Regions from separate parts of the Mus musculus genome. Here regions 1, 3, 4 and 5 are each linked to region 2. Evidence: chromatin loops called from intact Hi-C (ENCODE). Cell type or tissue: heart. All regions are shown on one strand.

Region 1 (5,000 bases), 130 kb before region 2:
GGCAGTGAATCCTATGGAACTGGAGTTGCAGGCAGTCATAAGCTGTCATGTGGGTACTGGGACTTGAACCTGGGCTCTCTAGAAGAGCAGCCCATGCCTCTAATCTCTGAGCTATCACATTCTAGTCCCATTATGAGTGTCTTTTGACTAAATAAACAGCAGTAAAATATTAATTATCTATCATGGAGTCTCTATACCGCAGGATTGTGGATCTCCTTGAGGGACTATTTCTACAGCAGACTTGGAGGTGTGGTTCTTTGCCACCTTTGCATAGAGCACTTTTATGGAAGGAAGGTTCCACTCCAGGAAACTAAAAGGTCTCCTTCTAACAAAATTGTAGGACATCAGAAAGACCTAAAAGATAAGAGAACCTAATTATCCAAGTTTCCCTGTTCATACTTCAGTGAACCTTCCCAGGTTCTAATCAACATCAGTTTTCACATTTTCAGGCAGGGACCTGAACTGGGTTCATTAGGCAGAGGATGACTTTGCACTTGAAAGGAAAGTAACATTTTACCCAAGACATTAGGCCTCAAGTTGCTTAAGCGACTGTGGTGGTTTGAATATGCTTGGCCCAGGGAGTGGTAGTATTTGGAGGTGAGGCCTTGTTGGAGGAAGTGTGACACTGTGGGTGTGAGATCTAAGACCCTCATCCTAGCTGCCTGGAAGCCAGTCTTCTCCTAGTGGCCTTCAGATGAAGATTTAGAACTCTCAGCTTCTCCTGCACCATGCCTGCCTGTATTCCCACATTGATGATAATGGACTGAACCTCTGAACCTGTAAGCCTGCCCCAATTAAATGTTATGAGAGTTGCCTTGGTCATGGTGTCTGTTCACAGCAGTGAAACCCTAACTAAGACCGTGACCTTCAAGCAGAAAAAGCAATGCTGGAACAACCACAATACTCATCCTCAAGCTTTATTCCAGAGTCACAGTAACAGAAATAGTGTGGTACTGGCACAAACCCACACATGTAGGCCAGGGGAATAAAACAGAGGTCCCAGAAATAACCCACATAGTTACCCCCTAAGCTTTGACATAGCCATAACAGACAAACAAACAAACAAACAAACCCATACATTGGTACATTCAGGAGAACAGCCTCAGCCAGGAGGCAGAGGCCATCCTGGTGTACAGAGCAAGTTACAGAACAGCTTGTCTTCAAAAACCAAAAAGAAAAAAAATGGAGGAGGAGAATAAGGAGGAGGAGGAAGAGGAGGAGGGGGGAGGGAGGGAGGAAGGAAGGAAGGAAGGAAGGAAGGAAGGAAGGAAGGAAGGAAGGAAGGAAGGAAGGAAGGAAGGAAGGAGAAGGAGAAAGGAAGATGAGGAGGAGGAGGAGGAAGAGGAGGAGGAGGAGAAGGAGAAGGAGAAGGAGAAGGAGAAGGAGAAGGAGAAGGAGAAGGAGAAGGAGAAGGAGAAGGAGAAGGAGAAGAAGAAAGAAACAACCTCTTTAATAAGTGGTACTAGGAAAGCTGGATTTCCACTCACAGGAAAATGATACAAGATCTGTATCTTTCACCCTGTTTAAAACCACCACCACCACCACCACCACAACAACAACAAACATTTCAAAAGTTATTCAAAGCTTTAATATTAAGACACAAAACTTTGGTGAAAATACAATGAGAAATGTACATATACATACATACATACATACATATATACATACAAAGAACATAGGCAAGGATTTCTGAAAAGGAGTCTAGTTACACAAGAATATTCTCAAAAACTGACAAATTAGACTTCATGGAAATAACCTTCAGTGCAGCAACGGAAGCATTGCTAGAATGAGGAGACACCCTGAATGATAGGGGAACCCTTTGCCAGTTATACCTCAGATACAGTATTAATACAATTATTATATTAATTATATTAATAATAGATGAGTTAAAGCCTTCCAAAATTAAACATCAAGAACAAATCAACAAATCCAGTTAATAAGTGAGCTAATAAAAAACTACATAGCTTTCTCAGATAGAGAAATATAAATTACTGATAAATACCTTTTAAAGTTATCAATATGCTTGACCATCAGGAAACAAAAATTAAAACTGCTTTGAGATTCCATCTCACCCCTGTCAAAATGGCTGCTGATAACCATGCAACTCCTAACTGAAGGAAATGAGATCTGAAGAAGTGGTATCTAATTCTATCTAGAAAGCTGCCTGCCTAAGCAGGAAACTGAGTTATGAGCTGAAAAGCCCAAAGAGGAAGTAGGATAGTTCTGTGGCTCACAGATAGATAGATGAATAGATGGATAGATAGATAGGTTGATTAATTGATAAATAGATAGATAGATAGATAGATAGATAGATAGATAGATAGATAGATAGATAGACACACATGTACTCATACACACATACATATATAATAGTAGGTACATAAATATGTGCATGCATACATATATAATAATAGATACATACATGTATACACATGTAGTTGTATAATAATAATAATAATAATAATAGATAGATAGATAGATAGATAGATAGATAGATAGATAGATAGATAGATTAAAATATAACAAACACAAAATAATTAACACTCAAATCCCTTTCTCTCTTGTTGACTTAGTATGAATCTTAATTAGGGTCTTAATGCTGTGAAGAGACACCATGACCAAGGCAACTTTTATAAAGAAAACATTTAATTGGGGCTGGCCTACAGTTTCAGAGGTTCAGTCCATTATTGTCAGGGTGGAAAGCATGGCAATGTACAGGCAGGCATCATGCTGGAAGAGCAGAGAATTCTACATCCATATCAAGGGCAGCAGGAGGAGACAGTGAGCCACTAGACCTGAATCAAACTTCTGAGACCTCAAAGCCCACCCCCTAGTAATGCACTTCCTCCAACAAGACCACACCTACTCCAACAAGGCCACAGCTCCAATAATGCCACTCCCTAGGAGCCTACAGGGGCCACTGTTAGTCAAGCAAACACAGTAAGTATATGCTTTTTGTTTCCATTTTGCTTAGCGGCAACTCTGGGCTCACACTACCTGGGTTTGACTTGTCACAGCTGAGTTGCATGCTACTTCATGAATGATGCAGAAGCATTTCAAGGGAACACTAGGATTTAAGGAAGAGCGAGGAGAAAGAAAGAAGTGGGGAGAAGGCGGAGACCAAAACACCAAGAACAATCCGAAAGCCCAATATAGCTAAGGTTCAGAATTATTAAAGTTTAGTTTATAAGCACATTCTGAGTCTCAAGCTTCCCGGTATTTAGTAGGCTTTCTATTTGGTCTCTTCCCGCGGCCGGGAGAGGGCGGGCAAGGAGGAAATCAATGCCACCTCCATGCGCCCTGGGACCTGGAGCGCGCTCGCTGGGACCTGGAGCACGCACTGGGACCTGGAGCGCAAAGGACTTGGACTTCCCGGCTCTGATTCTTCACGAGTTGTTTAGAGACCCTCGGATCCCCTCCACCTTCACCGAGGTCTAGCCCACTAAATCTAGGACCGGGTAGCCTGAGCAGCCCAGAAGCCAAGGTGACATCCGTGTGTCTCTCCTGCCTGAAAGCTGGGATATTTTATCAGACTCAGCGCCTCGTTCCTTTAAAAGTAGGTGCTGGTTCTATGAAGGCTCTACACTCCAATATAGGGGAATGCCAGGACCAGGAATGGGAGTGGGTGGGTTGGGGAGCGGGGGGGGGGGGGGGGGTTGATAGGGGATTTTCAAAGGGGAAACTAGGAAAGGGGATAACATTGGAAATGTAAATAAAGAAAACATCTTTTTTTAAAAAGTAGGTGCTGAGTACTGCAGGGGCCTGAGGGTGAAAGGGGGTGATCAGGGTGGGTGAGAGACTGACCAACCAGTTCAGCACAGGAGAAAGGGGATGCAGAGGAGCGAAAGAATGGGGGAGGGAGTCTGTCTCTGTCTCTGTCTCTCTATCTCTGTCTTTCTCACTCTGTCTCTCTCTCTGTCTCCCCCCCCCCCCCCCACACACACCTCTCTTTCTCATTGAGCAAGCTCTCAACAGGAAGTCTCTATACTGGCAGACCCAATTACTCATAGCCTGTGCAAGTTAGAAACTACAAGCTGGGACTTGAGAGATGACTCAGTGGTTAAAAGCACTGACTGCTCTTCCAGAGGTCCTGAGCTCAATTCCCAGCAATCACATGGTGACTCACAAACATCTGTAATAGGATCTGATGCCCTCTTCTGGTGTGTCTGAAGAAAGCAACAGTGTATTCTAAATATTATTATTATTCTAAATAAAACAAATTTTAAAAGAAAGAAAAGAAAAGAAAAGAAAGAAAAAGAAAGTACAAGCTGAAGATTTGAAATGACAATGTTGAAAGGGATTCTGCAGATGCCACTGAGCGACCCCTCTCTCTAAGATACTGTCTTTAACTGAGCAAGGAGCCAAGAGGCAGAAATAGAATAGCTACTATCTCACCCAGGGTTTATAATCCAGAAGCTATGGAAAAGAGCCTAAGACCGGGGGATTTCAGTTTCCCAACTAGCACACCTTCTAAAGCCTGTTTCCTTTCTGTCCTGGTTCTTCCCCAAGATGGCCAGTCCCAATTTGTTTTGCCCAGTGTACTGCCCCAGCCCTTCTAGTGTCTTGTGTGTTCCACTCTTACTTTTCTACACACAGTCATCAGAGGCCTAATCTTTCACCGACTGTTTATATTGTTGTGTAAGGGAGACAGGATCACATTTCTGCAGGTCTCAGGGAATGGTGCCATTACTATAGACCAGTTGTCCCACAAGGCCCTACAATCCTTCAACATTGGCAAACATCCTCTAGTTAGGCCTTATTCTGGGTCATATGACATTTTTAGGATTTTACTCCCCCCCCCCAAAAAAAAAAAAACCACCTCAATTATATACATCTGGAGAGATGGCTCAGCAGTTAAGAACACTTCTTGTTCTTGCAGAAGACCCAGGTTCAATTCCCAGCACCTACACGGCAGTGAGCAACTCTCATAACTTTGGACCCAGGGGATCTGATGCCCTTTTCTCACCAGGCACCAGGCAGGAGATATACAGACATACAGA
Region 2 (5,000 bases):
GAGTGGCATTGAACACAGTCACACTGATATGAGCCATCGCCACCATGGCTCCTTCCAAGCTGAAAAACGGACAACCTTGCACTCAGTAGTGTATACCACTTCCATTTGTATCACCCCAGCACACATACTAAAATCAAGCCGGTCCACCCGTGCACACGGGAATTGCCAGTGTAAGGTGGTGACTGGCTCTGCCTTGGATCCACATGATCCAGAACAGAAGAATATCTCCTACCTAGAACCAAGGCCTCCTCCTTCCCACGATGCTCTCTCTTGTCCTCTCCAGACAGGGAGTCAATGATGGCCTGGAGCAGGTTGCAGACAGCCAGGGACATCTCTTCATTCTCCAGGGCCATGAGGCTGCAGATTCTGTCTATGCGGACTGCGTGCAGGATGGCGGTGGCCTAGAACCCAGCAGGAACAGGGTCAGAAGCCCTGCCCCTCTCGTCAGCTTGGCATCCAGGTTAAGAGGTGGGTGGTGACCATCCTACCCACTTCATGCTATAGGGAAGTGGGGCCCACAGGCTGGGAAACTTCCTCCAGAAGACTCCGAGCTATGTCACCCCGTGCTGGATGGAGTCTTGGGGGCATTGAGTCCATGCCTGGGCAGGACCTCAGTGAGATGTAAGTGTAGAAAATATTCAAAGGCTGAATGTGAAGAAATACGTATTACAATGCTTTCGCATTCAGCTCTTCTTGTAATCAACTTTCAACAAACACCCCTGAATAGTCGAGCCCACTTCCAGCTTGCAGGGAAAGGGCTCAGAGCAGTCTTGAGCCGTGATTCACATGAGCCAGGCTGGGAGGCAAGAGACCCTTGAGGCTGTGTCTCAAGTTCTATTTGTGCCAACCACAGTCCCGAACACGTGCCACCCTCTGCGTCCTTGGACAAGCTGCCATCCTCACCACCTATCCCAAGCCCCAGGCCCTCACCCTAGCTCTGTGGCCACTGCACATGCCAGACAGCGTCCGCACAGCCGCTAGCAGCAGCTCAGGCCGCTGGGTGTTCATAAGCTGCAGCAGCAGAGCCACTCCATTGCTCTGGAAGATCCTCTCAGCACCCGCTTCTTCACGGCCCAGGACAATGAGGTTGTTGGCAGCCTGAGAGAGAAGCAATGGAGGTTGACAGGAAGCCAGAGGGAGGCTTTGACCATGAACCCATTGCAGGGGCTAGTAGACAGACTGTATCTTCAGAAGATTGGTCTATTCTCCCCTCCTGGTAGCCTGGTCTCCTCTTGACTGCCTGTAGGACACATCTCCCTTCTGCTGCCTGTGGATCAAGATGTAGAACTCTCAGCTCCTTCTCTGGCACCATCTCTGTCTGCATGCTGCCATGTCTCCTGCCATGATGATAATGAACTAAACCTATGAACCTGTAAGCCAACACTAATTAAATGTTTTCCTTTATAAGAGCTGCCTTGGGCATGGTGTCTCTTCACAGCAATGGAAACCCTCACTAAGACAGTAGGTAAGTGGCTGAGACTTCAGGCAAATGTGACCTGAACATTGCTATAAGCTTAGGGCATTGTGCTGTTCCAAACAACGCTGCTTTATCCATGACAACTCATTCGGTCCTCGGAGAAGCTGTAAAGTATATTTTTGTATCGTGTGAATTCATTGGTCACAGAATGAATACACTGCCCCTCTTTGGGCATCGGCATCCAAGCTCTGACAGAAATAAATGAAAAATATTTCGATGTTCACTGGAAGACTGGAGAAAAACATGAGACAGATCAAACCGTTTGGTTACAATGACTGTTACCAGTAAATATTTCAAAAAAATTTTTAATGTGTCAGCATGACCTCTTGGCAGTATTCCTAAATGAAACAAAGCATTATTTGAATGTGCCAGTGTTTCTTGGGATCAAAATTACAGTGAGGCAAGTTAGATATCCCTCATAGGTGTAAAACTTGAGACAACAAATAGCCCAATATCCAGATGTGTGATGTTTAATGAAATACTTTTTAATCAGAATCAAGGCCAAAATTTCAATAAACAAAATATCTGATTTTAAACAACAATGTCATCCGACTCTGCTGTTTAATTTGCCACAATGACTTCACCCCAGTCTTGACCCTTCCTATGGTTAATGCCAGTTTTCTTCCTTCCTTCCTTCCTTCCTTCCTTCCTTCCTTCCTTCCTTCCTTCCTTTCTTTCTTTTTTCTTTTTAAGTTCTATGCTTTATAATTTATTTATTATCAGGGAACTATAGGTTAAAGATACCCTGCAGAACTTGGTTTTCTTCTTCCACTACGGGAATCAAACTCAGGTTGTCAGACATGGCAAGAGGCACCTTTACCCTCTGGCTATCTCACTGACCACTTCCGGTAGCCTAGAGGCCTCAGAGGCCTCAGGTAGCAGAGGCTAGCCTTGAATGCCTGATCCTCTGACCTCCACATTCTACATGTTGTAGTTAAAAGCATATGCCTGACTCTGACTTAATGCCTTTTGCTCTCTGGGAGGTTTGAAGTCTCTCTAAAAGACTCTCTTCTCCTTTTAGGGAATTGTAGAAAATTAAAATGCCAAAGAACAGAAGGGAGTCTAGAGTAGGGCTCTCCGATGGGATTCTGCAAGGTGAGTGTGTTCTGTGGCTGTGCTGCCCGACTTGCTTTTACCTGTGGCTACAACACACTTAAAGTTTGTTCAGTAGAACCAGGGAACACATTTCCTATTTCACATTTTGCTTTGGTTTATCTTGGTCTTACTGTGTAGTCTAGGCTGGCCTTGAATTCATGATCAACCCGACTTAGGCCACAGGCTCCACTCTGCCTGGATGTTTTCACTCCATGTGTGTAGTGTATGTACAAAATAGGTAACTGGGACCATATGTGGTTGTTGTAGTGCCGTTTTCTAATGAGATTAACCCGGAGTGGAGCCAAGGTTTCTCCATAGCCGTGGTTATGGCCCTTTTACCATCCCAGGCCAAGGAATCCTTTCATGGGAGCCGCGTGGAGAGAGCGCCCTCTGCTGGCAGGAATGACGCATCACTCACCTTCTCTCGCTTATCAGCCTCGCTGTTTTCGTTCAGAAGAATTTCAAACATCGTCTGTACCCTGGAGTCTGTAGAAAACTGCACACGGAGCTGAAGAGAGAGAGCCCTAAGTGAAGCAGGCAGCTGGTGCACACCTATTCTTCATATATTCAATTCAGAAAAAAGATCTAATCTAAACCCTAGCGCATCCGTTCATTTTTGAACAAATGGGGGGAGGGTGTGCGTGTGAGATAGCTCAGCTGGCAAAGGCTTTTGCAGAGCAAGCCCTGAGACCTAAGCTGATTGCAAAACTCTCAGGGTTGGGAAGTGAAAACCAGCCTCCACATCCTCTGCCTCCATACCCCTTCATAATAACGATTAGTGATGATGATGATGATGATGATGATGCTAATAATAATTTTAACATTAACTGAATGACCACTTTATGCCAGGCACTGTTCTAGATGCCACAGATAGAAAGGTGTACCAAGGAGCAGAGATAATGTCCCATGCCTTTAATCCCAGCACTCAGGAGGCAGAAGCAGGCAGATCCCTATGAGTTCAAGGCCAGCCTAGTCTACACAGCGAGCTCTAGGACAGCCAGAGCTACATAGAGAGACTCTGATCCCAAACAAGAATCTCATAAACAATCAACTATTAGACATTGAATTGGAGATTAAGTTAGAAATCTATCTCCAGGCTAATAAACTAGAAGTAAGGGCTGGAGGGATGGCTCAGTGGTTAAGAGCACTGACTGCTCTTCCAGAGGTCATGAGTTCAAGTTCCAGTAACCACATGGTGGCTCACAACCATCTGTGATGAGATCCGATGCCTTTTTCTGGGGTGTCTGAAGATAACTACAGTGTACATGTATATATAATAAATAATTAAATAAACGAACACACCAGAAGTAGATTTCAGACATTTCACCAGATGAGTGGAAACCATTCTGTTTGGGGATCTAGACCCTCACACCCTGGGCCACTCTGAATCTTTCATAAGGTGGTCTAAGTGACCATCCTCCTGCTCCCTCCATGCCTCCTACAGCTGAGAGCTTTTGCTCCTCCCTCCTGCTGGTCTGGGCTCATCTGTTTGGGTGGGCAGGCCCCTCCTTCACCCACCCCTTTTCTCATCTCTCCCTCCTTTTCATTACACACACACACACACACACACACACACACACACTGAGTCTGAGTAACATGGTCCAGCCACACAGGATGCCTTGGAGCAGAGGGCTGAGTGAGCTACTGCTCTCCTGCTCTTTTGTACAGGAGAAAGCCGACATGTCTAAGGGGTCAACCAGAGAGAAGTCAATAGTTGAGCCAGGGGAGGATTCAGGGCTCCTTCTCGCTGGCTTGGACTCTTCATGCCTTTATCCATCTACCCGGAAACGATATCATGTTCCCACAGACTCTGACCCTCTAGTCCCCATTGGTCTTCCTGATTCCCCAGGATTCCTGGCTACTTTAATCCCCCTAGAGTTCTAATAACGGAGACTCACTAGGTGATCATAATTCATGTTCAAAGCTTCCATCTGAAATGTAGAAGAACTGTAGCCATGAGTAGATTGTGCTCTCACTCAGCACCACGGCGCTCTCCATCACTCACAGGCAGCCGTACTCGCCTAGCTGTTTCATGGAGCCTGCCCATGCTCTGCGCTATCTCTATTGAAACTGAAGAGAACGGGGCTCATTCTGTCCTCCCATCTCAACCTCCCTAGCCCATCTCCCCCTAAGAACGGGATGGAAGCTGCCAACATTCTCTGGAAGGGCCCAGCTTACCTGCTCTTGGATGCTGGTGTTGAGCCTCCGCAGTGTCTCCTGGAAGTTCTGGTTCCTTGGCTCCAGGGTAGCACAGCGCTGCACATCCTTGAATGCCTGGTCCAACTTGCCAAGATGCTCCAGTGCCTGGCATCGCCGATACAATGCTTTGATGTCAGCAGAGTTGATGTCAATGGCTACAGAGGGGGACAGGCAGATCCTCAGGGAGGCTGGGCTACAAGACTGATCTCCCTATACTACTGCCCAGGAA
Region 3 (5,000 bases), 310 kb before region 2:
AATCTGGTTTCATATTTTGACTTTATTAAAAATGCTGCAACCCTAAATGAATACAGCTGACTCATTGGTATCATGTCTCACTTGCTGAGGTGGCACCATACTTTTGAAGATATCCACTCTCATTCACACTCTACTCACAAAACTCAGACATCCCTTTACTCCAAGTCCGTGACAACACTGACAGAACCCAGTTCATGCAGTTTACAACTGTTGTTTCAAGCTGCTGTTTCAAGGGCAGTGGCAACTTCCTTTAGCATTCACATGTCCCTCCCACCCTGTGCTCATGTACATACACACGAAGACACACATTCATACCCATAAGTTAAAATTAGTCTTTCAAAGAGTCTTGAGTTCGTAAGCTCAGCAAAGGTGGGTTCCACGTGTCTGGTGGTTATCTGAAAAACCTAGTTTCTCCGTTGGCACATTTAATCGCAGTCTTCAATGCGCATCTTTACAGTTTAAGATGACACTTGGTGTTTATGTGCACGTATGTTGACCGGGGTGCAGATATATGTGCAGGTGCTTGTAAACTGTGTGTCTGTTCCTCTGGAGACCAGAGGACAATGTCAGGTGTCATCCTTTGATGGGGCCTTTCCCTGGCCTGCAGCTCACCATTCAAGCTAAGTCAGTTGGCCAGTGAGCCCCAGGGCTCTGCTCTTTCCACCTACCCAGCACTCGGACTGCAATCATGGCACTTCATGTGGATCTGGGTAGTAAATTTAGGTCCTGCTGTGTACAGGGCAGTAACTTTGTCAACTAAGCTGTGCTTCCCAGCCCCTCAGATGACAGCTATGAAATAAAATTCTTTCCTTATACTAACTGGAGCCTTGTACCTCCATGGGAGATTCAGTTTGTAGGGTTTATTGGAATTGGCATTTAAAGTGTAAGACTTGTTTACTTTGAATTTCATAGTTCAGTCTGGTAAGAAGAGTCTTGGTTTATTAATTTATCATTCTAAATTAGCTTACAAAATAACAGGTCTTAGGAATTTTTATACATAATTAGTTGTAGTTGTTGCTACACACATATCCTTATTTCATGACTCCTTCCACATCTCCCTGCCTCTTATGCTCTTCATTGGGTGTCAAAGACTAGCTCTGATATCCAGGGTAAACTGAGGTGAGGCATAGAGTGGGTGAACGATCACTCACCAAATTTTTCTCTGAGAGAACCAAGCTTGATACTCTAGAACCATAAAATATGCCCTGGGGCCCATGAAAACTCTCTGAAGCCAGTCTAAAGACTCTGGAATCATCAAGAATCTCTCTGGAGCTGTTGAAAAGGATGAAGGAACACACACATACATACATACATACACACACACACACACATACATGGTAGATGAAGCAAAGTTCCAACTTCACACTTTCATACACATACATACATACATACATACATACATACATACATACATGTCTTTGGTAGGAGCAAGGCTCCAATGAGCAAGATCCAACAACTTTATTTTTCTCACACATATTGTATGTCCCAGCAAAATCTTTCCAGTAGTACAACCATCATAATGTGGCTATATTCTATTTTTCTTTAAGTGGATGATTACAATGACTATACATAAGAAAAAACATCTTTCCCAATACCCTCACATGATAAAATGTTTTATGTATTCTGGATAAGCAAAATAAAAACAAATTATTCTCAAGAACCCTTATACATTTGTAACTAACCAACTTGTGATATTGCCAAAGTGTAAGCAACCAAGATAATTCTCTCAAAATTATTGACACACGGCAATTATTTTATTATTCATCTTAAAATGTAATCTTATAAAAAAATCTTAAGAGTATCACAAACTTAAACCTTCATATAAAAATCATTTTTCCTATAAATCCTTAGGGTGCACATCTACTTATTAACAATTTTTTATTAAATCCTGTCAGGAATCTGAGGGTAAGATGGGTATAAGATCTTAGTCATCACCTTGATCACCAGCGCTGCTTCAGCCAAACAGGCATACCCACCTCAGCCAGTATTAGCTGGGTTGCCATTGTTCTTGTCCCTGACATCAAAAGGGTCTAGCTCAACTATCAAGAGTGTGCCTCTCTGAATTTCCAATTGTTCCCCACGGTTTTCTACTTCCAAGCCGCTAGCAAAAGCATCTTAGCCTAACTTTACTACAACCGACATTTCCACATTCTTTCTAAGAGTGCCGGACATTACCAGCAATCTACAGCTCTATGTCCTTTCTGAGGGTGGTGGTTGAATCAGTAATCTGCTCCAGCTGCAACACTTGAAAAAGAGCAATCACTATTCTTGATACCAATGATACTGTCCAGTGAGGGGCTGGCAGCCTTTTTGGAGTTTTCATGCAACTCACGGACCAAGAGGGATGTGGTGATCTTGAAGACGGTGAGCAGAGCAAAACTCCACAACAGCAAGAAGTCCTCAGGACAGTCGGGGTTCTGCCTCTTGATGTGGTTGTGCTAACCGGTGGGACAAATTCCATGAGTTCTAAGGCTATTTGGTTTTCCTCCTGCATGGAACCAAACATTTGGGTATATATTTTCATTCATCTATCACAGAGGTTCTATTATCCTCCCTGTTCAACCCGAGAATCACAAGAGTCAGTTCCACAAGTTTTGAGTCAAAATTGAAGCAAGCAAATGGATAAAGTGCCTAGTTATCATATCAAACCAGACATGAGCTGCTAGTTTCTCCATGCATCCCTCAGTCCCTGCCAGTTCCAGGGCGTTCCTGGAAGGCATGTTCTGCTCCTACCCTGAACTCTCCAGCTCAGTGTTGGGCCACCTTTCCCCAACTGCACTTCCAATTCAACCATTTTGGTTACCAGACCCATCTCTCTCTCCTTTGGGCTTCCTGGCTGTTGTATTTTATAAAAAGAAAGAGAAGAAGGCAGGGATATGTTTGGTGGAGGCATAGTAAGGTGTTGGGGAAAGGGTCCCTTTGCTGGCTCATGCTGAGGCATCCCTTCCCCCTGAGGTACCAGCCACGGGATGGTATAATATAGAATAGAATGTAGGGCATAGGGATGTGAGTTGAGGGAGTAGAGACAGAGAAAGGCAGAGATAGTAGTGGCTGGCCATGAGCACGTGGAGAGTAGGGAGGGGAATGAGGAGAGGGAGGAAGTGAGTAAGGGAGCAAGGGCAAGAGGAGAAGAGCAGAGAGCAAAAGTGAGGAGGGGGCAAGCAGTCCCTTTTATAGTGAGTCAGGTATACCTGGCTGTTGCCAGAAACTGTGGGCAGAGCCTAGACAAAATGCCAACCCGGGCTGCTGCACCTGGTACCTCTCTTTCCTCCCTCCCTCTCCTCCATCTCCTAAAAAAGCTAGGGACATGTTCATTCTGGACGCTCCAAGAAGATTCTGCCCCGTGGCTCTGCCTCCCTTTCAATCCACAAACTTTCTCTTCCACTATACCTGGGACCAGTCCTCTTCCTTTCTTTTTATTTCTTTTTCTCATACACATGGCGCCGAAAACCAGGACCAGTCATGTTTTCTTTCTTTCTTTCTCTTTTTCATTCAGCCAAGATGAAGGATTTTGCCCAGAACCACTCCGGGTCCCCAGAAAATGGCGGCAGAGGTAGTTTGCAGAGTCATCTAAAGGCGTATACCCATAAAGCCATTTGGCTTTCCCATCAGGTCCAATTAGAAGCAAACACATATCTTTACGTACTTCCTGCTTTTGTACCCAACCCTCCCCCTTAATTCAGGCAGGGGCATGCATGTTTCCTCACTTACCAACTGGGGGCAGGCTCCTAGAAGAAACTTCCATGCCGATGTTTCAATGTTTCGTTTTGGTAACACAAACTAACAGGCAGCCACGAAAACTCTTGACCAAACTCAATGCAGTAAAGAGTGCATTTTATACAGGGCTTTTAATATGAAGTTTCCTCCCCCCCCCCCCCATCTAATATATAGGCTAACTTATAATTGGATTTTTAAAACCTTCAGGTTGGATTTTAAAGTTAGCCTGGATGCGGAGGAAGGAAGGGCCAGCCAGGCGATACAGAGGGACTCATGTGAGCCTTGTGGCAGAAACTAAAACCACATGCTGGTCTCCTTGTCCTTTCTTGACAGCCTTCAGGGAGGGTGACAGGAGCGGTTGCAGGAAGGATGTGATAAATCTCACATACATTCAAAACATTTCTCAGGCCTCATGGTTATTTTCTGTGTTTCCTTCTCTTGCTCTCCATGATCTGAGGATATTGTTCCTTCCGCACTGGTCAGTTTCTTCTAAAGAGGCCCCCCGTGTGATTTCAGTTATATAGCAGGACTTTCTGACCCAGAAGCAGTACAAATGATGACACAGAGGCTATCGGGTATTTTAAAGCTTAAGCCTATAGCTGGGCAGATTTCCAACCAACTTTCTAGTTCATCCCGATTTGTCCTGGCATTACCTTCCATGTGTGGCCAGCTCTGCGTCTCTGCTCCTGTTCAGGTCCATCTTTCATCTCCGAGGCCCCAGGCGACTTTGGCGCCTTTGCTTTCTTTTTCCAGAGTCCCTCCCCAGGAAGTTCTGCCCTCCACTCTCTGCCCAGCTATTGGCTGTCAGCTCTTTATTACAGCCAATAAGCAAGTAAAGAAGGTCTAATATTTACAAAATATAGGACCTCTGATAGGCCACAGAAATAATACTAAGAGGCAGGCAGATTTCTGAGTTCGAGGCCAGCCTGGTCTACAAAGTGAGTGCCAGTGACAGCCAGGGCTACACAGAGAAACCCTGTCTCGAAAAAAACAAAAAAACATAACAAAACAAAAAAACAAAAACAAAAAAACCCCGACAACAACAAAAAAAGAAATAATACCAAGATCCGGCTCGCACTCAGCTGTCTGGCTAGTGCTTAGTTTGCTGATGGTTTATCCCTCAACATTGAGTATATAGAGAGCCACCTTCACATAATGCACCCCTAACTCAACTACAAGGATTTTGCTTTTACCTTTGGTGCCAGATCGTTAGTCCTGGTTTTACTCAGTGCTGGCCAGTGGATGAAATCAAGAGTCATGACCTTTTGTCTTCTCTCTCCTGA
Region 4 (5,000 bases), 280 kb before region 2:
GCTCAGCTCGGGACTGCAGAGGCATGCCCTTCCCCACCCCCACCCCCACTCCTAACTGCACATTCCCCAAACATGTTACTTCTCTCCTTCTCTTTTTAAAAAACACATTTTTTATCCACTTTTCTCTTCTATCTGGTATTAGAGGATTGAAAGGGATTAAGAAAAGGGGAGAAGAAGGATGGTACAAGAACCCAAAAAGTAGGCAAAGTCCTGTTACAATTGGCAGCTCACTAACATCTGTAACTTCAGCTCCAGGGATCAGACAATCTTTTCTAGCTTCTGTGGGCACCAAGCACACACCGTGTACACATAGATATACATATGCAAAAATAATAATCTTAGTGTTCTATTGCTGTGAAGGGACAAAATGTCCAATGCAACTTAGAAAGTGCAACATTTAATTGGGGTTTGCTCACTGTTTCCAGAGGTTCAGTCCATTATCTTCAGTTGGAAGTATGGCTGTATGCAGGCAGACACCGGTTCTGGAGAAGCCAAGAGTTCTATGGCTTGATCTGCAGTCAACAGAAGGTGACTTTTCCTGACTGTTCCCCACAGCCAGCCAGGAAGAGGCTCTGATTCCATGCTGTATGGAGCATGAGCATAGAAGAATTTAAAGCCTGTCCGCACAGTGACATACTTCCTCCAACAAAACAACACCTACTCCAATAACGCACCTCCTAATAATGCCACTCTCCATGTCCCAGTACCGAAACACATCAATCTGTAGGGTCCAAACCACCACACAGACATGCACATAAAGTAATAAGAGATAAAACCTTCTTAAAATGCTCTAAACACTGGAGGATGAGGATGGATACTGAGAAATGGTGTCTGCTAGATATGACATGACTCAGGACTTTCTTTGGTATCATTAACTGCACAAGATCAAGACACCAGTGTTATTTAACATTCCAGCAGGCAGAGTCAGCTAGACTCAGTGGGCCCCAAAGAACTAATTAATGGAGAGAAAGAGAAAATCATGTGAGGTATGGCTCAGAAAATATTTAGGGAATGAAAGAAGGGAAGAGAGGCACATAAATAAGATCAGGATATAATGTTACACATAGGAAATTATCAAGAATTAAAAAAAGGTATTTTATTAAAAAAAAGAAAATTAAAGACAGTGAATCACACTCCTGGGCACATATCCCAAAACATCTAGGCCATTGTACAGGACATACCTGTATACTCATGTGGGTTATCTTCCTGTTCATGTTCACAACAGCAGAGTAACAGAATAAGCAAGGGGCCCTTGAGCAGGTGAGTGGATGAGGAAATCATAGCATGTGCACAATTAAGATCCCTGCATGCTCAGCCTGAACTGAGAGTTTACTCATCCATAAGGAAGAATGAAATGCATCATTACAGGAAAATGGGTGGAACCGAGGATTATATGTCATGAGTCATACAGAAAGACAAGTATTGGGTATTTGCTTTTACATGCAGTATACAGCTTTTTGAAAAGATTTTTTTGAATTAATTTTTTTATTAGGTATTTTCCTCATTTACATTTCCAATGCTATCCAAAAAGTCCCCAATACACTCCCCCACCCCATTCCCCTACCCACCCACTCCCACTTTTTGGCCCTGGAGTTCCCCTGTACTGGGGCATATAAAGTTTGCAAGTCCAATGGGCCTCTCTTTCCATTGATGGCAGACTAGGCCATCTTTTGATACATATGCAGCTAGAGACAAGAGCTCTGGGGTACTGGTTAGTTCATAATGTTGTTCCACCTATAGGGTTGCAGATCCCTTTAGCTCCTTGGGTACTTTGTCTAGCTCCTCCATTGGGGGCCCTGTGATCCATCCAATAGCTGACTGTGAGCATCCACTATTGAAAAGATTTTTTAAAGTTTTATTTTTATTCTATGGACATTGGTGTTTTGCCTGCATGTGTGAGGGAGTCAAATCCCCTGGAACAGGAGTTACAGACTGTTGTGAGCTGCCATGTGGATGCTGGGATCCTTTGGAAGAACAACCAGTCTTCTTAACCACTGAGCCATCCCTTCAGCCCCATCATATAGCTTTTAAAGGGTATGAAAGCACTAGGGAGACTTATGTAGGAAGAGGTCTATCATGTGGGTGGAGGGACAAGGGAGAGTAAAGAGGAACCCATGACCAAAGGACATTCCACAGATGATAATATTACATTGAAACACTTAATTCAGTGCAATTTAATACCAATTAATAAGAAAGAGGCTCATGAGATTGGAAAAACATCGCCATCAACAACACATCAACTTTCCTTCGGACTTTCTATTTGAGGTCTTTGGAAGCTGTAGTTGCCTTTGCTGTTTGAACACTAGAGGGCACTGACAGCTAAAATGACAACTACAGAACCAACCTTACAGTAATAAGAGTTGGTTGGTTGGAAGGCTAAGGTGGGGCATTACAGTGACTTGGCCTATATCACATAAATGCAACTTTCCTCACGGGGCCACTGTGGTTGGGTAGTCTGTCCTACACCTGCTCAGGCAGGCTCCTTTCCTCAACCTCTTCTGGCATGGTTCCTGTCCTCTACCTCTTCTGGCATGGCTGAACTCTGCTCCTTTCCTCTCGCTTCTTGGCAGGAAAATCCTAAAAGTCCCCCCTTTGTCTGCCCTGCCCAGGCATTGACTGTGGGCATCGTTACTTACCAACCAGAACCAACTGGGGGCAGCCACGAAAACTCTTGACCAAACTCAATGCAGTAAAGAGTGCATTTTATACAGGGCTTTTAATATGAAGTTTCCTCCCCCCCCCCCTATTTCATATATAGGCTAACTTATAATTGGATTTTTAAAACCTTCAGGTTGGATTTTAAAGTTAGCCTGGATGTGGAGGAAGGGAGGGCCAGCCAGGCGATACAGAAGGGACTCATGTGAGCATTGTGGCAGAAACTAAAACCACATGCTGGTCGCCTTGTCCTTTCTAGACAGCCTTCAGGGAGGGTGACTAATTACAGGAGCGGATATATTCAAAACATCGCTCAGGCCTCATGATTATTTTCTGTGTTTCCTTCTCTTGCTCTCCATGATCTGAGGATATTGTTCCTTCCGCACTGGTCAGTTTCTTCTAAAGAGGCCCCTGTGTGATTTCAGTTATATAGCAGGACTTTCTGACCCAGAAGCGGTACAAATGATGACACAGAGGCTTTTGGGTATTTTAAAGCTTAAGCCTATAGCTGGGCAGATTCCCAACCAACTTTCTAGTTCATCCCGATTAGTCCTGGCATTACCTTCCATGTGTGGCCAGCTCTGTGTCTCTGCTCCTGTTCAGGTCCGTCTTTCATCTCCGAGGCCCCAGGCATTTTTGGCGCGCCTTTGCTTTCTTTTACCAGAGTCCCTCCCCCAGGAAGTTCTGTCATCCACTTCCTGCCCAGCTCCGGTGAGGGTGGGAGGCAGAAATCAGAGTGGCTAAGGACCTTGCACAGTCATCAGTGTTCCAATGTCTAGCTGCACAGCTAAGCTGAGAATTCCCCAGGATGCCTGGCACTCTAGGGATTATGCAAGGATGCCTCTGAAACAGAGTGCTGTCCATTACATTCTCCTAGTCAGACTGGCTAAACCTCTGTGGGACACTTGCTTCAGTCCCTAAAATGTAGCATTATAAAAAATTAGCAGGTCATAAAAGTATCTGTGTGTAGCTGGGGGGCTGGGTGTTCACAGCTACACCACCATGTGGAGGTCAGAAGACAACTGGCTCGAGTCAATTTTCTCTCTCTCCTGCACAGAGATCCCTGGGGCTGGGCTCCTCAGGCAAGGTGGGAGCTGCCTCCATCCACTGAGCCATCACTTCACTGGCTCCCACTCTTAAGTCTTTCCCCAAGGTTTGTCCTGTTGACCTGAAAACCTGACTCTGCAGCCAAGCATGCCATTACTAGGACTCCATTGCTCTTTCCCAGTTCATGTCCCTACCCAGGTCTCTGCCCCACACTGTTACAGTCATCCTTTACTTGGGTTCCTCCTTCTGACTTTCCTATGTTAATCCAGCTCCTGACCTGATACCCAAAGAGGCTGACATTAGGCAGGCAGCTGCTGCTTTTGTTGAAACTCTCTGCCAATGATCCTCCCGTGAGTTCCCGTAGCTTTGAGAGTGCAACAACTTCCTAGGTCATACATGATGTGTCCCACTACTCTCACGACTTCACACTGATGTCACCTCCATGAAACAAGTGTTTCTAATGTGTCTCAGCCCCAGTGGCTGTTGTGTGGAGGCAGAATGGTAGGGTGATCTCTAGTCCAGCTACTGTGACAGGTGTCACGAGGTGCTCATGCAGCTATGATAATGTGTCTTCTCACTTCCTTGGTCTTCAAAGGTCTAGGCCATAACTCTGAAAACCACAATCGCAAATCTTCAAAACAACTAAAACCCCAAAGCCAGAAAAACTTATCCTGGAAAAACAATAAGAATTCTTTAAGAGAATTTGATGACGTTTTGTTAAGATCATTTATTTTAGAAATATTAAAATGGCAGAACCTTTGTTATCCAAATTTTTTTATGTATAACTTCTCAGTTAATAATGAAGCTTTGTTGAAGAAAGATACAAGTAGAAGAACTGTATTCATAAAAACACAGATCTGAGGACAGAGCACATGAAAAAATGAAGTATATTTTAAAGATGAATTGTATTGATAAAGAAATAGATCAGAGCAGAACATGGCTAAGGATAATGGGGCCTGTGAACACCCAACTCATAGCCCCCATTATCAGAACTGTCGTGATGGGCAACCAGTCTTTTGATGAACTCCATCAAATGTCACAACAGGTTACCACTGTATGTACAATAGCTGCTAAGGGCTAAATGTCGAGAAATTTTATCCTTCACAAACGTAGATTTACAATAAAGACATTTCTTCCTTTACAAAGGAAATACCAACGTTTCAATTAATGCGTAATACTTGCATGTAAACTCAATGCTGTAAATACCTGTAAAGGTATTATCTACAGCACAAACAACATGATGATACGAACATAAAAAAATACATGTCAAATCCTAAACGAACAATATCAACATCTTA
Region 5 (5,000 bases), 380 kb before region 2:
TCTTGCTTCTTTCTGCCTCTAGAGCACTTTGAACTTCTCTATCTATATACCTAGACTCCAAGGCTTAGTGGTGCTTCTAACCAGGCACCCCTCACTCTACTATTGAACAATCTTTTTTTTTTCATTTTGTTTTTTAATGTGCATTGGTGTTTTGCCTGCATGTATGTATGTGAGAGAGTGTTCCCCTGGAACTGGAATTTCAGACAGCTGTGAGCTGCTATGCGGGAGCTGGTAACAAAATCCAGGTCCTTTGAAAGAGCAGCTAGTGATCTTAACCACTGAACCATCTCTCCAGCCGCCAGATTTGAAACTTAAAAAACTCATGGTAGGACTGGAGAGATGACTCAGTGTTTAAGAGCACTGGCTGCTCTTCCAGAGGTCTTGAGTTCAATTCCCAGGCAATCCCATGATGGGTCACAACCATCTGTAATGGGATCTGATGCCCTCTTCTGGTGTCTGAAGGCAGCTACAGTGTACTTGTGTACATTAAAAAAAAAAAATAAATCTTTATATATTAAAAACAAAAAACTCAAGGCAACTGGGTGTGGTGGCACAAGCCTTTAACCTCAGCAATCAAGAGGCAGAGGTAAGTTGATCTTTGTGAGTTCAAGGCCAGCCTGGTCTACAATGTGAATTCCTGGACAGCCCGGGCTACACAGAAAACTGTCTTTGAAAAACAAAACAGATGACTTAACCCAATTACATTTATTTACTGAGCATCTATTAAATAATTTCCTATGTAACTTACATTTAATATATACTTAAGATCTCCAAACCTGATGGTCAGGCTTAGCCTTTAATGCCTTCTAATAGAAAGGTTAATCATGTGCCTTCTATTAGACTACACATTTGAGACTGGGGTTTTTAATGCATTATTTGGTAACTAAAAACTGGCACATTACCAAATTGAAATAAAAACTGACACTATTTTTCTTTCCAGAACTGGGAAAGGATCCTAGGGCTTCACACACGTCCTACCACTGAGTTATATAACCAACCAGGACATACTATTTTTAACTTTTTCCTTTTCTCATGGAATACAGTTTCCTTTTTATAGAGTAGTCTTGTGGGTCCATTAATCAGGAAATCTTGACCCTCTGGCTAACCATGATTGATCAACTTTAAACCAAGATTGCTCAAATGGGTGTTTTCCCCCTTCCTCCCCCTTTCACCTCTTTCCCCCTTTCCTCACTGCCAGGTAGCCCACTGCCTCAGGCGCTGGGGTTACATATATATGCCAGCACCTTCTGTCAGAAGAATCTGACCGTGGACACAATGAGCACTTGACACTTGTTCACTGTAACAAGGTTACTTGGATGAAACGTTACTAATTCCTGCTAGAGAGAACGCTAAGGGAGTTATATAGTCCTGTTCTTTTTGAGCTATCTTGTTTTGTGAGCTACTCCATTTAAACGTTGCATCTGTACAAGTATGTGTCGGTACCTCAGGAGACCAGAGAGAGCACTGTATCCCTGGAGCTGGGCTTACAGTTAATTGTGAGCCTCTGAATGTGGGTGCTGAAAACTGAACTCAGGCCCTCTGCAAGAGCAACAAGTGCTCTCACCTGCCCATCATCTCTCCAGCCTTCCCACCTAGAGTTTAAGTTCCTTTTGTTTTAAAATAGCCTGCTTCTGTTCTTTGCAACTAAAAACCTTAATTGATGCAAATGTTTCATTTTCTACCTGTTTTAGCTATTTCTTAGCTGTGTGTTTTTGCTATTCACTTAAAAGCATAAACAGCTAGAGAGATGCTCAGTGGGCTGGAGAGATGGCTCAGTGGGCTGGAGAGGTGGCTCAGTGGGCTGGAGAGGTGGCTCAGTGGGCTGGAGAGATGGCTCAGTGGGCTGGAGAGGTGGCTCAGTGGGCTGGAGAGGTGGCTTGGTGGGCTGGAGAGATGGCTCAGTGGTTAACAGCACTGGTTGCTCTCGCAGAGGACCTGACTTTGGTTCCCAGCACACACATGGTCTGTAACTCCAGTTCCAGAGAATCAAACATACTTTTTTGACCTTTGCAGTTACCAGGCTGCATGTGGCACATACATATATGTGCCAGCAAATACTAGTACAACCTAAAAATCTTTTTAAAATTAAGACCCCATTGGTTAGCATGCGATATTTACCAGATGCTTTATGTAGTTCTCGGGTCCTTAAAACTCAAGGCTGAGCACGAAAGCCAACTTGAATGCTAGCCAAGGATATGTACATAAACCTTAAGACTCTTAAGCTGAAGCCGGGCGTTGGTGGCGCATGCCTTTAATCCCAGCACTCGGGAGGCAGAGGCAGGCGGATTTCTGAGTTCGAGATCAGCCTGGTCTACAGAGTGAGTTCCAGATCAGCCAAGGGCTACACAGAGAAACCCTGTCTCGAAAAAAAAAACCAAAAATCAAAAAAACTTTTAAGCTGAAACAAACATTATTTAAAACAAAAATCTTTAATACTTTTTAGAAATTCAACAATTGCACTTCTGACAGTGACTTTAGTGAAGTATGGATCATACTTTAGAACTATAAAAAAACTTCAAAATTTAAATTGAAACTAAAACCAATCCCTTTATAAGGTTCTCATTATACAAACCAATTGCCCACTTTTATACCCTAAGGTCCTCTAGAGCTGAATGCTACTATTCAGTTCGAGAATCATAACGATCCCTGCGCTGCTAATACTGCTAATACCTACTGAGCTGGAGGGCAGGAATCAATTTCATCTAGCAGAATGTGCCTAGAGCTATAACTTAATTTTACACATGGATGACAAGTTAAGCTGTCTGTAAGTAAGTAAAAAAGTAGCCGTCCTAAATTCTGGTAGGCAAGAATGAATCTTTTGTCATTTTAGTAAAACTTGCTGATAACTGACTAACACTCGGGAAGGTGGCCGACTTTGAGCTAAGCACCACCTGGCAGAAAGGACCTGGCTTGATCTCCCATGGCAACCGGCGTCAGGCAGGGACCCCAGCTCGGCACAGAGGCTCGAGTACCGCCCTCCAGGAAGCTTCGCTCAGAGCTAACCAGGAACAGAATGCACTCACTGCACTAACCCGTCGCCTCGTCGTCAGGGGGGCGGAAACGGAAGTCCCAGTTGGTCATAGAGTTCCCGAGTTCCGGCTCAGGGCTACATTCGATGCTAGAGCGCCTGTCTTCCGCCCGCCGTGTGGAGGTCCTCGGAGCTTCTGTTTCCGGGTACGGTTTCGGTCACAAAGCCGAGACCTCCTTTCGCAGGTGGCGTCACGGGTCCTCTGCTCCGTGCCCGAGGTCAGCAAGCAAGGACGGGCGCTTCTCAGGCAGCCGCCGGAGCCGGGCCTCGCAGCTCCCGGACTGCGGTTCGAGCGACACGTTTCTTGGCCCACTCCCCGCCTCCGAGTCACGCTCTGCCCTGTGAGGTGCAGCATTTGACAAGTCATTCCCCAGACCCCACGTGCCACGTCCCCAGCTCCGGAGTTAACAGTCCTTACTTTGAGACTCCCTCTCCTCCGCCTCCATATAAGCTCCCCCCACCCACCCCCGTTGATTTTTCACTCCTGTAAAATTCAATTTTTAGTTTCAGGTGCCATGCAGAAGGACTAAGACTCAGCACCCGTTTGATACAAAAACAAGTTCATGCTCACTAGAGTGTTCGTGGGAAAAGTGAATCCCAGTTCACACAAGACACAATGGCTGAGTATGGGGCTCACATCACAACTGCTTCAGTGGCGGACGACCAGCCATCCATCTTTGAGGTGGTAGCACAGGACAGTTTAATGACAGCAGTGAGACCCGCTCTTCAGCATGTGGTCAAGGTAAGGTATTACTTCTCTGAATCGTTTCAGGGACGACTGGATAAAACTCCAAACATTTTACTAGTAACCCTAAGTTTGCAATGATCGCCATGTGTCATTTGTATCCAGGACTTAATGGGCATCCATTCAAAGAGCTCTGTACTCCATTCCTATGACCTCAGGAACTCAGACTATACCCCAAAAGCCAATTACTTAAGCCAGGTGTATTGAATTTAAAAGGAAAAGGCTGATGTGAATACAAACTGAAGACTGTAATAAAATGTTTTTGCATCAGGTTCTTGCAGAATCAAATCCTGCGCACTATGGCTTCCTCTGGCGGTGGTTTGATGAAATCTTCACTCTGCTAGACTTCCTGCTCCAGCAGCATTATCTTTCTAGAACTAGTGCCTCATTTTCTGAACACTTTTATGGCTTAAAGCGGATTGTGGCAGGGAGCTCGCCGCATCTTCAGAGACCGGCCAGTGCTGGTCTTCCCAAGGAACACCTCTGGAAATCTGCCATGTTCCTTGTCCTTCTTCCCTATCTGAAAGTGAAGCTAGAGAAGCTGGCTTCTAGCTTGAGAGAAGAAGACGAATACTCTATTCACCCCCCTTCTTCTCGCTGGAAACGATTCTACAGAGCCTTTCTGGCGGCCTACCCTTTTGTTAACATGGCCTGGGAAGGCTGGTTTCTTACACAACAACTGCGTTACATCTTGGGGAAAGCTGAGCATCACTCTCCCCTGCTGAAACTGGCTGGAGTTCGGTTAGCTCGACTGACAGCTCAGGACATGCAAGCTATCAAACAGAGACTGGTTGAAGCCAGTGCAATGCAGGAGCCCGTCAGAAGGTAAGGCCATTCCTAAAACCCCTTTATTAACAAAATTTGAAAATTTGTACCAATCATCCGGTCTACCCTAGCTATTAAGTCACAGAAGTTATTCCTCACATCCATAAAGCATGGGCCACCATCCTGGTGACCTCTCTCATAATAGGCACACCTTTGTGCATGCTTGGTGTATGTAAGAGCCCCATGCGTGGTATTTGCTTTGTGTTATCTTATGCCTCATCACAACCTGAATTAAATGCAGTGGCTTCATTTAACAGTTGAGGGAACCACTAGCCAGAAGATGGCAGAGCAAAGATTCAAGGCAAAGCGATATAATTAATTCTAAAGACTTCTTACCAAGGATGCAACATTACCTTTGTGGAGTGTTAATTCTCTCACAAGTTCAACATGTATGCATCCCAG

Evidence for each region. Hi-C counts contacts between places; a loop is a spot of excess contacts. Peaks named below come from ENCODE experiments on the same cell type or tissue, not always from the same donor. Only the 100,000 strongest peaks of a DNase experiment are listed, where the experiment ranks them.
Region 1: a loop joins it to region 2, with 9 times the contacts of the local background. A loop is called at or near these places in 12 of 42 quality-filtered maps.
Region 3: it touches region 2 in a loop (3.0-fold over the local background); 2 of 42 quality-filtered maps call a loop at or near these places.
Region 4: it touches region 2 in a loop (12-fold over the local background); 20 of 42 quality-filtered maps call a loop at or near these places.
Region 5: a loop joins it to region 2, with 2.5 times the contacts of the local background. A loop is called at or near these places in 4 of 42 quality-filtered maps.

What each region holds. Positions count from the first base shown.
Region 1 is chr11:83,038,392-83,043,391 of GRCm38, reverse strand. It overlaps Slfn10-ps. Among named protein-coding and RNA genes, the nearest start is that of Slfn8, 20 kb to the right of the region's middle. In heart, no CTCF peak of the experiment used is centred here; no DNase peak of the experiment used is centred here; H3K4me3 peaks cover 954 bases.
Region 2 is chr11:82,913,130-82,918,129 of GRCm38, reverse strand. It overlaps Unc45b (unc-45 myosin chaperone B), which reads right to left. Exons shown (of 20, transcript NM_178680.4): 4 at 4,751-4,926; 5 at 2,991-3,080; 6 at 931-1,098; 7 at 233-401. Among named protein-coding and RNA genes, the nearest start is that of Unc45b, 4.4 kb to the right of the region's middle. In heart, a CTCF peak has its summit at 2,984 (motif pointing left); a DNase peak (open chromatin) is centred at 2,959; H3K4me3 peaks cover 2,216 bases; H3K27ac peaks cover 313 bases.
Region 3 is chr11:83,223,022-83,228,021 of GRCm38, reverse strand. It overlaps AI662270 (expressed sequence AI662270), which reads right to left and starts at 4,446. Exons shown (of 4, transcript NR_015519.1): 1 at 4,371-4,446; 2 at 3,712-3,812; 3 at 3,391-3,570; 4 at 1,438-2,488. In heart, no CTCF peak of the experiment used is centred here; no DNase peak of the experiment used is centred here.
Region 4 is chr11:83,189,626-83,194,625 of GRCm38, reverse strand. Slfn4 (schlafen 4) reads right to left here. Exons shown (of 8, transcript NM_011410.3): 8 at 4,410-5,000. Slfn3 (schlafen 3) reads right to left here and starts at 3,296. Exons shown (of 3, transcript NM_011409.1): 1 at 3,218-3,296. In heart, a CTCF peak has its summit at 2,296 (motif pointing right); a DNase peak (open chromatin) is centred at 3,335.
Region 5 is chr11:83,297,086-83,302,085 of GRCm38, reverse strand. It overlaps Pex12 (peroxisomal biogenesis factor 12), which reads left to right and starts at 3,109. Exons shown (of 4, transcript NM_001364762.1): 1 at 3,109-3,374; 2 at 3,533-3,770; 3 at 4,045-4,598. The coding sequence starts at 3,645. It also overlaps a transcript of Ap2b1 not described here. In heart, CTCF peaks have their summits at 449 (motif pointing left) and 3,118; DNase peaks (open chromatin) are centred at 3,095 and 3,695; H3K4me3 peaks cover 2,477 bases; H3K27ac peaks cover 2,162 bases.